2 separate regions of the Homo sapiens genome follow, and region 2 is linked to region 1. Evidence: chromatin loops called from intact Hi-C (ENCODE). Cell type or tissue: PC-9. All regions are shown on one strand. Links, peaks and the distances in the headings refer to the core of each region. The heading gives the core; the rest is flanking DNA.

What was found. Peaks named below come from ENCODE experiments on the same cell type or tissue, not always from the same donor. Only the 100,000 strongest peaks of a DNase experiment are listed, where the experiment ranks them.
Region 2: it touches region 1 in a loop (3-fold over the local background); 3 of 110 quality-filtered maps call a loop at or near these places.

The regions. Positions count from the first base shown.
Region 1 is chr7:140,625,143-140,630,512 of GRCh38, forward strand. The region is part of intron 1 of DENND2A (DENN domain containing 2A); the gene reads right to left. Among named protein-coding and RNA genes, the nearest start is that of DENND2A, 13 kb to the right of the region's middle. RefSeq lists enhancers at 1-418, 1,009-1,600, 2,191-2,782, 2,783-3,372. In PC-9, for the core only: a CTCF peak has its summit at 3,139; DNase peaks (open chromatin) are centred at 1,319, 3,009 and 3,319; H3K27ac peaks cover 4,378 bases.
Region 2 is chr7:140,522,696-140,528,065 of GRCh38, forward strand. DENND2A (DENN domain containing 2A) reads right to left here. Exons shown (of 20, transcript NM_015689.5): 15 at 4,623-4,800; 16 at 3,056-3,097; 17 at 612-729. Among named protein-coding and RNA genes, the nearest start is that of MKRN1, 46 kb to the left of the region's middle. RefSeq lists an enhancer at 4,592-5,206. In PC-9, for the core only: no CTCF peak of the experiment used is centred there; a DNase peak (open chromatin) is centred at 3,226.

The DNA.
Region 1 (5,370 bases), core at 71-5,070:
GAGGCAAGCGGATCATCTGAGGTCAGGAGTTGGAGACCAGCCTGGCTAACATGGTGAAACCCTGTCTCTACTAAAAACACAAAAATTAGCTGGGCGTGGTGGTGCATGCCTGTAATCCAAGCTACTCAGGAGGCTGAGGCAGGAGAGTCACTTGAGCCCGGGACACAGAGGCTGCAGTGAGCCGAGATCGCGCCACTGCATTCCAGCCTGGGCGACAGAACGATACTCCGTTTCAAGAAAGAAAAAAAAAGAACAGTCTGGGTGCTGTGGCTCATGCCTGTAATCCCGGCACTTTGGGAGGCTGAGACAGGCAGATCACTTGAGGTCAGGAGTTTGAGACTAGCCTGGCCAACATGGTGAAACCCTGTCTCTATTAAAAATACAAAAAAATTAGCTGGACCTGGTGGCGTGTGCCTGTAAACTCAGCTTCTGTGGATGCTGAGGCAGGAGAATTGCTTGAATGCAGGAGGCAGCGTTTGCAGTGAGCCGAGATCATGCCATTGCACTCCAGCCTGCCAGACAGAGCGAGACTCCGCCTCAAAAACAAAAACAAAAAACAAAAACAAACAAAAAAACGAAAACAAAAAACATTAGCCATGGGCTCCTGCTGAATGCTTTTTCTTCTTTTATAAGAAAAGAAGAAAAAGTTGATGTTCTAACAAAATGTATATAACCTTGTGTTACGTCTTGTATGGTTGGCTTCAAATGTTATTTATACATTTTTTATTGAAGGTTTCACATATTTATGTTTTGACACCTCAAATTAAGCTGCAATGATGAATGAACAGCTGATACAAATTGAGCACTTACTATTCCCTAAGCAAGATTTTACACAGGTCATTTAGTTTAATGTTCACAGTAAGCTTACTATTGCCTCCCCTTCTCAGATGTGGACATTAAGGCCTGGAGGGATTAACTTTTCCCAAGGCTGCGTGGGTGCTGAATGCGTCAGGGTGTCTGACTCCAGGGTCCAGGTGCCTAACGCCTACAGGTCCACCTTGACGGCACCGTACGGGCCTTCCACTCCTCAATCCAGATTAGGAACTTGGGAAATAGTTATGATTTTATTTTATTCAAGCACCCAGTCTCCTCCCTTCCCCTTCTCCGTCCCCTGCACACCATGCATGCTGTGACACCGAGGCCCTGCCTGGCCAGATCCTCCACTTCCAGAGGCAGCCCTCAGGCTGCCATTTTGTGGCTTCTTTTCCCTCTGAAGGCTTTCCTGCTGTTGGTTTTGATCTGACCTCACTGGATAGTAATCCTGAGAATGGGAGGAAGGACCACCCGGTGTGATCTGTCCTGGTCTCTGAGCACCTGGACAGCCTCGGGGCCTGTGCCTCCCAGGGCTGGAGGCTCACGCTGCACCACTGAACAGCCCACTTGAATGGAATGCACCCGTAGGTCACGTTCGTTTGCTTGCTTCCTGGCACATCTCCCTCTCCAGCTGTGCTACCCGCAGAATCCTCTTTCCCACCTCCTTTCTCCCTCTTGCCTTCCTGTCCTCCTCTTCCTTTCCTCCCCTCAGACTCTTCCCACCCTCTTTTGCTGGCTTCTGTTCTTTCCATGAGCAGAGAGTTTCCAGGCCTGGCTCCCAGCCAGCACATTTGGACAAAAGGCAGCAATCTTAGAGGGAGACGTCATCTTCCATCCCCTTGCTTGGGGCCAGCACAAGAGAATGGAGCTGAGGCTACTCCTGCAGCTGCTCCCGGGTTCTGAGAAAAAGCTTGAGAGAGGGTTTATCATAAGGATTAAAAGCAAAGGGTTTGGAATCAGACAGACCCAGGTTTAAATTCCAGTGAACTTGGAGAGCTGCGGGACCTCGATCAAGATACATTTCTAAGCCTTAGTTCTCGCCTCTGTAAAATGGTGATAATGGTAGCACTTACTTTAAGAGACTGGTAAGGATTAGATGAAATTGCACCTGTAAAACATTCAGCACAGTGCATAGCCCAGAAAAAGCGCTCAGCAAATGTCTTCCATTATTCTAAGGTGAACTTAACCCTGCCAAATAATACTAATAAGTAATAATGCTCTAACATATTATTGTAAATATTTATTTATTTATTTTTAGTTTAGTTTAGTTTTTTGAGATGGACTCTTGCTCTGTCACCCAGGTTGGAGTGCAGTGGCACAATCTTGGCTCACTGCAACCTCCACCTCCAGAGTTCAAGCAATTCTTGTGCCTCAGTCTCCCGAGTAGCTGGGACTACAGGCGCACACCACCATGCCTGGCTAATTTTTTTTGTATTTTTGGTAGAGACGGGGTTTCACCATGTTGGCCAGGCTGGTCTCGAACTCCTGCCTGCCTGCCTTGGCCTCCCTAAGTGCTGGGATTACAGGTATGAGTCACTGCACCCGGCCTATTTTTATTTTTAATTTTATTTATTTATTTTTTTTTGAGATGAGATCTTACTCTGTCACCCAGGATGATTGCAGTGGTGCAATCACAGTTCACTGCAGCCTCAAACTCCCAAGCTCAAGCAGTCCTCCTGCCTCAGCCTCCCAATTAGCTGGGACCAAAGGCGTGCACTGCAACAACTGGCTAATTTTTTTTTTTGTAGAGACATAGAAACAGGGTTTTGATTTGTTGTGCGGGCTGGTCTCTAACTCCTGGGCTCATGCAATCTTCCCACCTCAGCATCCCAAACTGCTGGGATTACAGCTGTAAGCCACCATGCCCAGCATACATTAATTCTTTTTTTTTTTTAAGACAGAGTTTCACTCTTGTCCTCCAGGCTGGAGTGGTTCAAGCAATTTTCCTGCCTTGGCCTCCTGAGTAGCTGGAACTACAGGCGTGTACCACCATGCCCAACTAATTTTTGTATTTTTAGTAGAGATGGGGTTTCACCATGTTGGCCAGGCTTGTCTCGAACTTGACCTCAAGTGATCTGACAGCTTCGGCCTCCCAAAGTGCTGGGATTACAGGTGTAAGCCACTGTGCCTGGCCAGCATACATTAATTCTTAATGAATTAGTAATAACAGTACCATGTCCTCAACTCACCTGCAGGGCTGCTTACACAGCCTCATTTGTTTGCAAGTGTGGGTAAGCTCTAAACTACTCTCCAACATACAAGTGCTGTTATAATCTGTAAAAGCTGGTTTTGGAATTAGAAGGTGACCTGATCCCCTTCCCTTTGCAGCAGAAGTCAGGGTGCACAGTGACCTGTTAGTCCTCAGTTGCACTGGCTATGGTGCCAACTGTGAAAGTAAGGCGGAGGTCGCCCTCAGACCAGCGCAGCTTGCTCTGCCTGACCTGAGACCCTACTTCTGTTTGTTTCCTATCTGTGCCTGGTGTTTTGTACTCAGAAGTTGTGCAATGCCTGGAAATGTGCTCATTTTTATTTAGCTAACTTTCAAGATACGGGAAATCCCCTTTGGCCTAAAATTTCTTTCTTTTTTTTTTTTTTTTTTTTTGAGGTGGAGTCTTGCTCTGTCACCCAGGCTGGAGTGCAGTGGCGCGATCTCAGCTCACGGTAACCTCTGCCTCCCAGGTTCAAGGCATTCTCCTGCCTCAGCCTCCCTAGTAGCTGGAACTACAGGCATGCGCCACCACGCCCGGCCAATTTTTTTGTATTTTTAGTAGAGACGGGGTTTCACCATGTTGGTCAGGCTGGTCTCGAACTCCTGACCTCAAATGATCCGCCTGCCTCGGCCTCCCAAAGTGCTGGGATTACAGGCATGAGCCACTGCACCTGGCCTATAATTTCATTTAGTTAATCTGAGCCAGCATTGATCAGTTTAAAACTAATCAATATGATTAATCAGCAAGCTGGAGACAGTTCTCTTTGAGGTGCTATTGGGAATACACAAGTATAAAAAATGGTCCCTGCCCTCAAGCTAGAGATAAAAGATATAAACCCTATCAACCAAATGGCAATAAAAGATTGCAATTGTTCAAAACGGAAAGACAAGGTTGGTTCAGGGAATGCCTGACACGCCCTTAAACTCACAGAAAACTCAAGAGGAATCCATGAAGATCTATTTTTTCAAAGACAATTAGGACAACCAAAACAGAATGGTGTCTAGGGTGAAAGGCAGTATTCAAAATTAACCGCAGAGGTGTGCAGGAGCGCCATTAGAGACTGGGTGGAGGAATACATTCGAACACGGTGGCAAATGTTATGAAACAAATATAAACTGGAGAAATTTGGAGGAGGACAACGAAAGGGGAGCCAGGGACTGCTTCAAAGAGGTAGCGCCTGGTGGCCAAGAAAGACTCCATTGGATTCCAAGAGTTGGGGAAGGGAAAGTGCTCCTGAGGAGGCCAGTGCATGGAGTAAAGAACAAGGCAAAGCCTGCCCAGCATGAAGACCGCCTGCTAGGACAGGAGCACCAGGACTCACGTGGGAGCCAGGGAGAAGACGGACCCGGCAGCAGGCTAGATGTTGGGATGTTCTGAAATGAGAAAGAGGAGTGAAGGTTTGCTAACCCAGGGAAATAAGGAGGCCACAGAATGTAATGATAATATGTTCTCTTTTGGACACATTAAGGTGAGAGTGGTACATTCAAGAGGCAGTGAGAGGTAATGAGCTAACGGTCTTTATAAAGAACAACTCAGAGGTCCAGTTTGGGAGGGAGCGATGAAACTGAGCATGATGAACTGAGGGAGACAGTGAAGAGGGAGAAGGTAGTGAACAAGTGAGGCACGGGTTGCTCTTATGGTGCTCTTGTTACTTCACTCTCTACATGGTGTCTTTTATGTTTCTTTCTCTCTCTTTTTTTTTTTTTTTTTGAGATGGAGTCTCATTCTGTCGCCCAGGCTGGAGTTCAGTGGCGCAATCTCAGCTCACCACAACCTCCACCTCCTGGGTTCAAGCAATTCTGCTGCCTCAGCCTCCCGAGTAGCTGGGATTACAACAGGTGCCTGCCACCATGCCCGGCTAATTTTTGTATTTTTAGTGGAGACGGGGTTTCACCATGTTGGCCAGGCTGGTCTCGAACTCCTGACCTCAAATGAGCCACTGCGCCAGGTCTTTTTTTTTTTTAAGACAGGGTCTCACTCTGTCACCCTGGCTGGAGTGCAGTGGCACCATCGCGGCTCACTGCAGCCTCGACCTCTTGTGCTCAAGTGATCCTCCCACCTCAGCCTCCTGAGTGGCTGGGACCACAGGCATGTACCACCATGGCTGGCTAATTTTTGTATTTTTCTCAAAGACAGGGTTTCACCATGTTGCCCAGGCTCTTTGTATGTTTCTTTACCTGGACCTTCCAACTAGACAGGGAGTTCTAGTGGCAGAACACGCGCACTGGCTTCTTTTTATTCCCTACAATGCCTAACCGAGACTTTGGTCTACTGTGAGGGTTGCATAAATACTTGTTGAATAAGAATAGGAGGAAGCAGTGAAGAACTCTTCTTTGAAAGACAATTA
Region 2 (5,370 bases), core at 276-5,275, 100 kb before region 1:
CCTCCTAGATCAAGCGATTCTCCTGCCTCAGACTCCCGAGTAGCTGGGATTACAGGCGCTTGCCACTATGGCCAGCTAATTTTTGTATTTTCAGTAGAGACGTGTTTTCACCATATTGGCCAGGCTGGTTTCGAACTCTTGACTTCAGGTGATCCACCTGCCTCGGCCTCCCAAAGTGCTGGGATTACAGGTGTGAGCTGCTGTGCCTGGCCACAGTTTTTAATTTTTGATTTTTTGAGATGGGATCTCACTCTGTTGCCCAGGCTGGAGTGCAGTGGTGTGGCTCACTGCAGCCTCAACCTCCAGGGCTCAAGGGATCCTCCTGCCTCAGCCTCCCGGGTAGCTGGGACCACAGGCATGTGCCACCATGCCCAGATAATTTCCACGCCCCCCTTTTAAACAGGTACTTTAAGGCCAAAATGGGGGAGGTGGGAAAATCTTTCCCACAATTCACTGTGGGAATGAAATCCAGATAAACAGAATGAGGCCCTGGTTTCTCTCCTTATGTCTCCCTTGCCCATATTCCTACTTGGCCCTTGGCCACTGCCCATTTGTTCCCTGACCCTCAGAGTGGAAGGGAGAGACCCACTGGGAGGTGGCTGAACACTTACCGTGCCTGCCGTCTAGGGGCCCTTCGTCCTGCTCACAAGCCAGCTCGTTCCTCTGTTCCAGAATGTGTTCCAGGGCCACCTGAAGCTTCCGGGGCAGGATGGAGTCCTCATCGTCCATCTGGAAAGCAGAGGTAGCAGGTGGGCTTATGGGCACGGTGGCTGCGTCTTGGCCATAGGACACACTGGAGCCACTGCAGGGCAGGCCTGGCTCAGTCTCCAGTTTCATGGAAGGAATACAACTGAAAGCCAGAGGTCTGAGGTTTCAATCTTGAGCCTACTTTTTTTTTTGAGACAGAGTTTCACTCTTGTCGCATAGTCTGGAGTGCAATGCCATGATCTTGGCTCACTGCAACCTCTGCCTCCCGGATTCAAGCAATTCTGCCTCAGCCTCCCAAGTAGCTGGAACTACAGGCGCGTGCCACCGCTCCTGGCTAATGTTTTGTATTTTTAGTAGTTTAGTTTCACCATGTTAGCCAGGCTGGTCTCGAACTCCTGACCTCAGGTGATCCGCCCACCTTGGTCTCCCAAAGTGCTGGGATTACAGGCGTGAGCCACTGCACCTGGCCGAGCCTACTTTTTACAAGCAACGGGAGCCTCGTTTTCCCCACTTGTAAAATGGACTACCAATCAATCTGTACCTTGTTGTGAAGCTACAATGGACTACAATTACCCTGTGAAAGGGCTTGGCACTGAGAGGATACTCAATAGATGATTTCCACTGCTCCATCCTGTAGGGTAGCTAGTGGATTCTGGTAACCAGGGGATTCTGGCCAGGGCAGATGGCCTGTGTGATCTAAGGCTGGCTTTGGGATCAGGGCCTCAGAGCAGGAGGGTCTTGGGAAGGGCCTACCCTGTGGGCCTTGAGGAAGTGAAAGTAATGATAAAAAACAGCATTAATGCTACTGAACTTTTCAGCAATGTGGCAACACTTGGAAGTAATCCATCAGAATGCCCAGAGAAATTTTCTGTAATTACTATAATTACTTCTTGCAAAATCTGATAGAAGTTAGGCCTCTCTAGCAAATGATAAAAAGAAAATACATGTGTGTTACCTTCTCTGCTAGTGAAAGTAACTGATGATCATTATAAAAATATATGAATGTACTAAAACAATTTAAAATCACTCATAATCTGTCTCCTTTCAGTTTCCCTCCCCAAGACAACAAGCGTTAATGTTTTAGTGGGTTTTCCTTTCAGTCCTTTTAAAGTGCACGTGCGTGCGCGCACACACGCACACACGTATATACATATTTTTTTTCCTGTCTCTTCTCTCTTTTTTTTTTCTTCAGGAAAGGGTTTCACACTGTCTCTCGGGCTGGAGTACAGTGGCACGATCTCAGCTCACTGCAGCCTTGACCTCCCAGGCTTAAGTGATCCTCCTGCCTCAGCCTCCTGCGTAGCTGCTGGGACTACAGGTGCATACCAGCAGGCCTGGGTAATTTTTTAATTTTTTTATAGACACAAGGGTCTCACCATGTTGTCCCAGGCTGGTCTTTAACTCCTGGGCTCAAGTGATCCTCCTGCCTCAGCCTCTGGAGGTGCTGGGATTGTAAGTGTGCCCCGGCCAGGGCAAATATTCTTTTTTTTTTTTTTTTTTGAAACGGAGTCTCGCTCTGTCGCCCAGGTTGGAGTGCAGTGGCGTGATCTCGGCTCATTGCAAGCTCCACCTCCTGGGTTCACACTATTCTCCTGCCTCAGCCTCCCAAGTAGCTGGGACTACAGGCGTAAATGCATATTGAAGCTGGGCATGGTGGTGCATGCCTCCAGCTACTGAGGAGACTGAGGTGGGAAGATCACTTGAGGCCAGGAGTTTGAGACCGGCCTGGGCAACATAGTGAGACCCTGTCTTTTTTTTTTTTTTTTTTGGAGATGGGATCTCACTCTGTCACCCAGGCTGGAGTGCAGTGGCGCAATCTCCACTCACTGCAACCTCCACCTCCTGGGTTCAAGCAATTCTCCTGTCTAAGCCTCCCAAGTAGCTGGGATTACAGGTGCCTGCCACCATGCCTGGCTAATTTTTGTATTTTTAATAGAGATGGGGTTTCACCATATTAGTCAGGCTGGTCTCGAACTCCTGACCTCAGGTGATCCACCTGTCTCAGCCTCCCAAAGTGCTGGGATTACAGGTGTAAGCCACTGCACCCAGCTATTTTTAAAAATGAAAAATCTAGGTGCCTATAGTTATAAGATTACAAAGAATCTTTTTCTAATTGTTAGAAAACCATTTTGTGTCAGAACACGTAGAAAGCAATCCTTTGCCCAAACCCTTCCTTTTTGCCCCTTGCCTTCTGGCTTGTCCTCAGCCCAGCCCCGTCCTGGGGTCACACAGCTCTGCCACCCTGCTCTGCAATCCCAAAGAGCCTTTCCAAGGCTGGAGAGCTGAGCCCCAAACAACAAATAGGTAAAGACAAAGGGAGCAGGAGGCCGTCGCTGGCCTCACTCACCTGTCTGAGGAACCGGCTGTTGACGAGGTCAACCACAAGGACCTATGAGATGAGACGAAAGGGACTGTTACTGTCACCAGGGCTTCTGGGATAGGGATGGACTCATAGCCTTCTTCCTTCTTGGCATGCAGAGAGGCAGCTGGGGCGGGGCTGGAGGTGAGCCATTTGTGGTTTCCTGACATTGCCACGGTAGCCACAGGTAATGAAGAGCAGGGCTGGGGAGGGTCCTTCCTGAGCTGCATGCTTTCAACACCGACACCGCAGGCTGGGATGCATGTGTGCTGTGGCTGGACTCACCGCCTGGCTTTCACACTGGCTGAGGCAGAGCTTCTCACGCTGCCTTTTAGGGTGTGGGCTACTGAGGTAGGCAAAAGACGCTGCAGGCCTCCCTGGCTCCCACCCTAGGGCCCCTGCCTTGTCCTTCCCCCAGCTGCCCACTTAACCGTATCATTTCCCTCCAGGGGAGAGGAGGAGAGAAACCCACCTGCAGACTCGGTTAGGCTTTGGGCTTTCACTGCTGAAGGCTTTCAGGATAAAGCACTTCCTCCCTCATCCTCAGAGTGAGAATGAGACCTGGGACAGGACCAGGGTGGGGCAAGTGAGGTGCCTGAGGCGCAAAGGTCCCACAAGTGCTGCTGCTCCTGAGAGCGCGACCCTCACTCAGACCCCAGCCAAGGCCACTGGCCGTGACGGAGGAGGAGCCAGGGGCCTGGATGGTCACCATAACAACAGCTGGAAACATGTGAGTTCTCCCATATCCCAGAGACCTGCCCAGGAGCGGAGGGCCACCTCTCCTTCCTTCCCACTCACACCCTCCGGGGTTGAACTGAGCCACCTGCAGGAGCACAGGGCACCCAGACGAACTCCTGGCTGCCCTCAAGCCTGCACTGAAAGCCCTAAGGCCGGTGGGTGATGTTTAATGGGGCGTTAGGACTATCTGGGCAATTAGAGGAGCAGCTTCTAGGGACCCAGACACAAATGCAGGACAGAGGGACAGGCGTTCCTCCTGGAGCTTCAGGGCTGAGCAACATTATTTAAGCTTCCTTCTCTGACTGCTGGAAGTCCCCAGTCCTCCGGGTCAAAACCATTTAGAGGAAGGGGCTGGGGCTAAGTAACTCCAGAAGTGCCAAGCAGGACTTTCCCCGCTTCGATGCTAAACTGGACACCCAGAACTTGGGGATTAAAAACATTTGTAACGGATATGACAACGGACCAGATCTTGCTAGCTCCTCAATGTGGGGGAGTGGGCGAGAGGGCAGGGGAGAGGAGAGGGCTATTAATGACTTAAGAGTTTTGACATCTGGCTAAATTGTTCATTGCTGACCTTCTCAAGAGGTGCTCATACCAGGCATTTCATTTGGAAGGGAAAACAGTGTTTGCAGTCACTGAGGGTCTGACTGAGTCAGCCTCTGGGCAGGACCCATGCCAGACAAAGCCCTGGTGCCCCCACGCCCTGCTCCCCAACACTGCTGGCTCTGAGAACCGCTCCATGATGCCTGCAGAGCCAGCGCCCCGCTCTGTTCTCCGCACCCTGCAGGGAGGGGGACAGGGCTGAGTGGGAGCTCACCTCTTCCAGCGGCAGCTCCCTGAGCAGTGGCAGCGAGCTGGAGAGCAGCCCGATGAGGAAGGGCGTCGGCGAGCACACGATGTCGACCATGGCGGGTGGCAGCACCGGGATGTAGGTGTGCTGCCAGGCGAAGGGGTAGATCAGCGCCACCATCGCGTGGCAGCACTTGGACAGGATGCTGCAGCCGGGGAGAGAACAGGGAGAGAGGCCGACTCAGCGAGGGCCCGAGGAAGCCTCCAGGGGAGAAGGCTCCTCCCAGAGACAGGATGACTAGGAAAGGACACACGTGGATGTGGATCCGGTGGAGCACATGATGGTCTCAGCACAGGCCACACCAGGCACTTAGAGCCTATGCGAGAGGCTTGCAGGCACAGCTACAGGGATGAGTTTAACGTCCTGGATAATTTTTACAAGTGCGTTTCCACATGTGAGCTGCACGCCCTGCACTCTCCCGCCCTGACCTTTTTTTGTGATCTATACTCTTGTAAGGTTTTTATTTATTATTTATTTATTTATTTATATTTTTAATTTTTTTGAGACGGAGTCTCACTCTGTTGCCCAGGCTGGGGTGCAGTGGCGTGATTTGGGCTTACTGCAACCTCTGCCTCCCAGGTTCAGGTTCAAGCAATTCTCCCACCTCGGCCTCCTGAGTAGCTGGGACTGCAGGCACGCGCCACCACACCTGGCTAATTTTTGCATTTTTAGTAGCGATGGGGTTTCACCATGTTGGTCAGGCTGGTCTTGAACT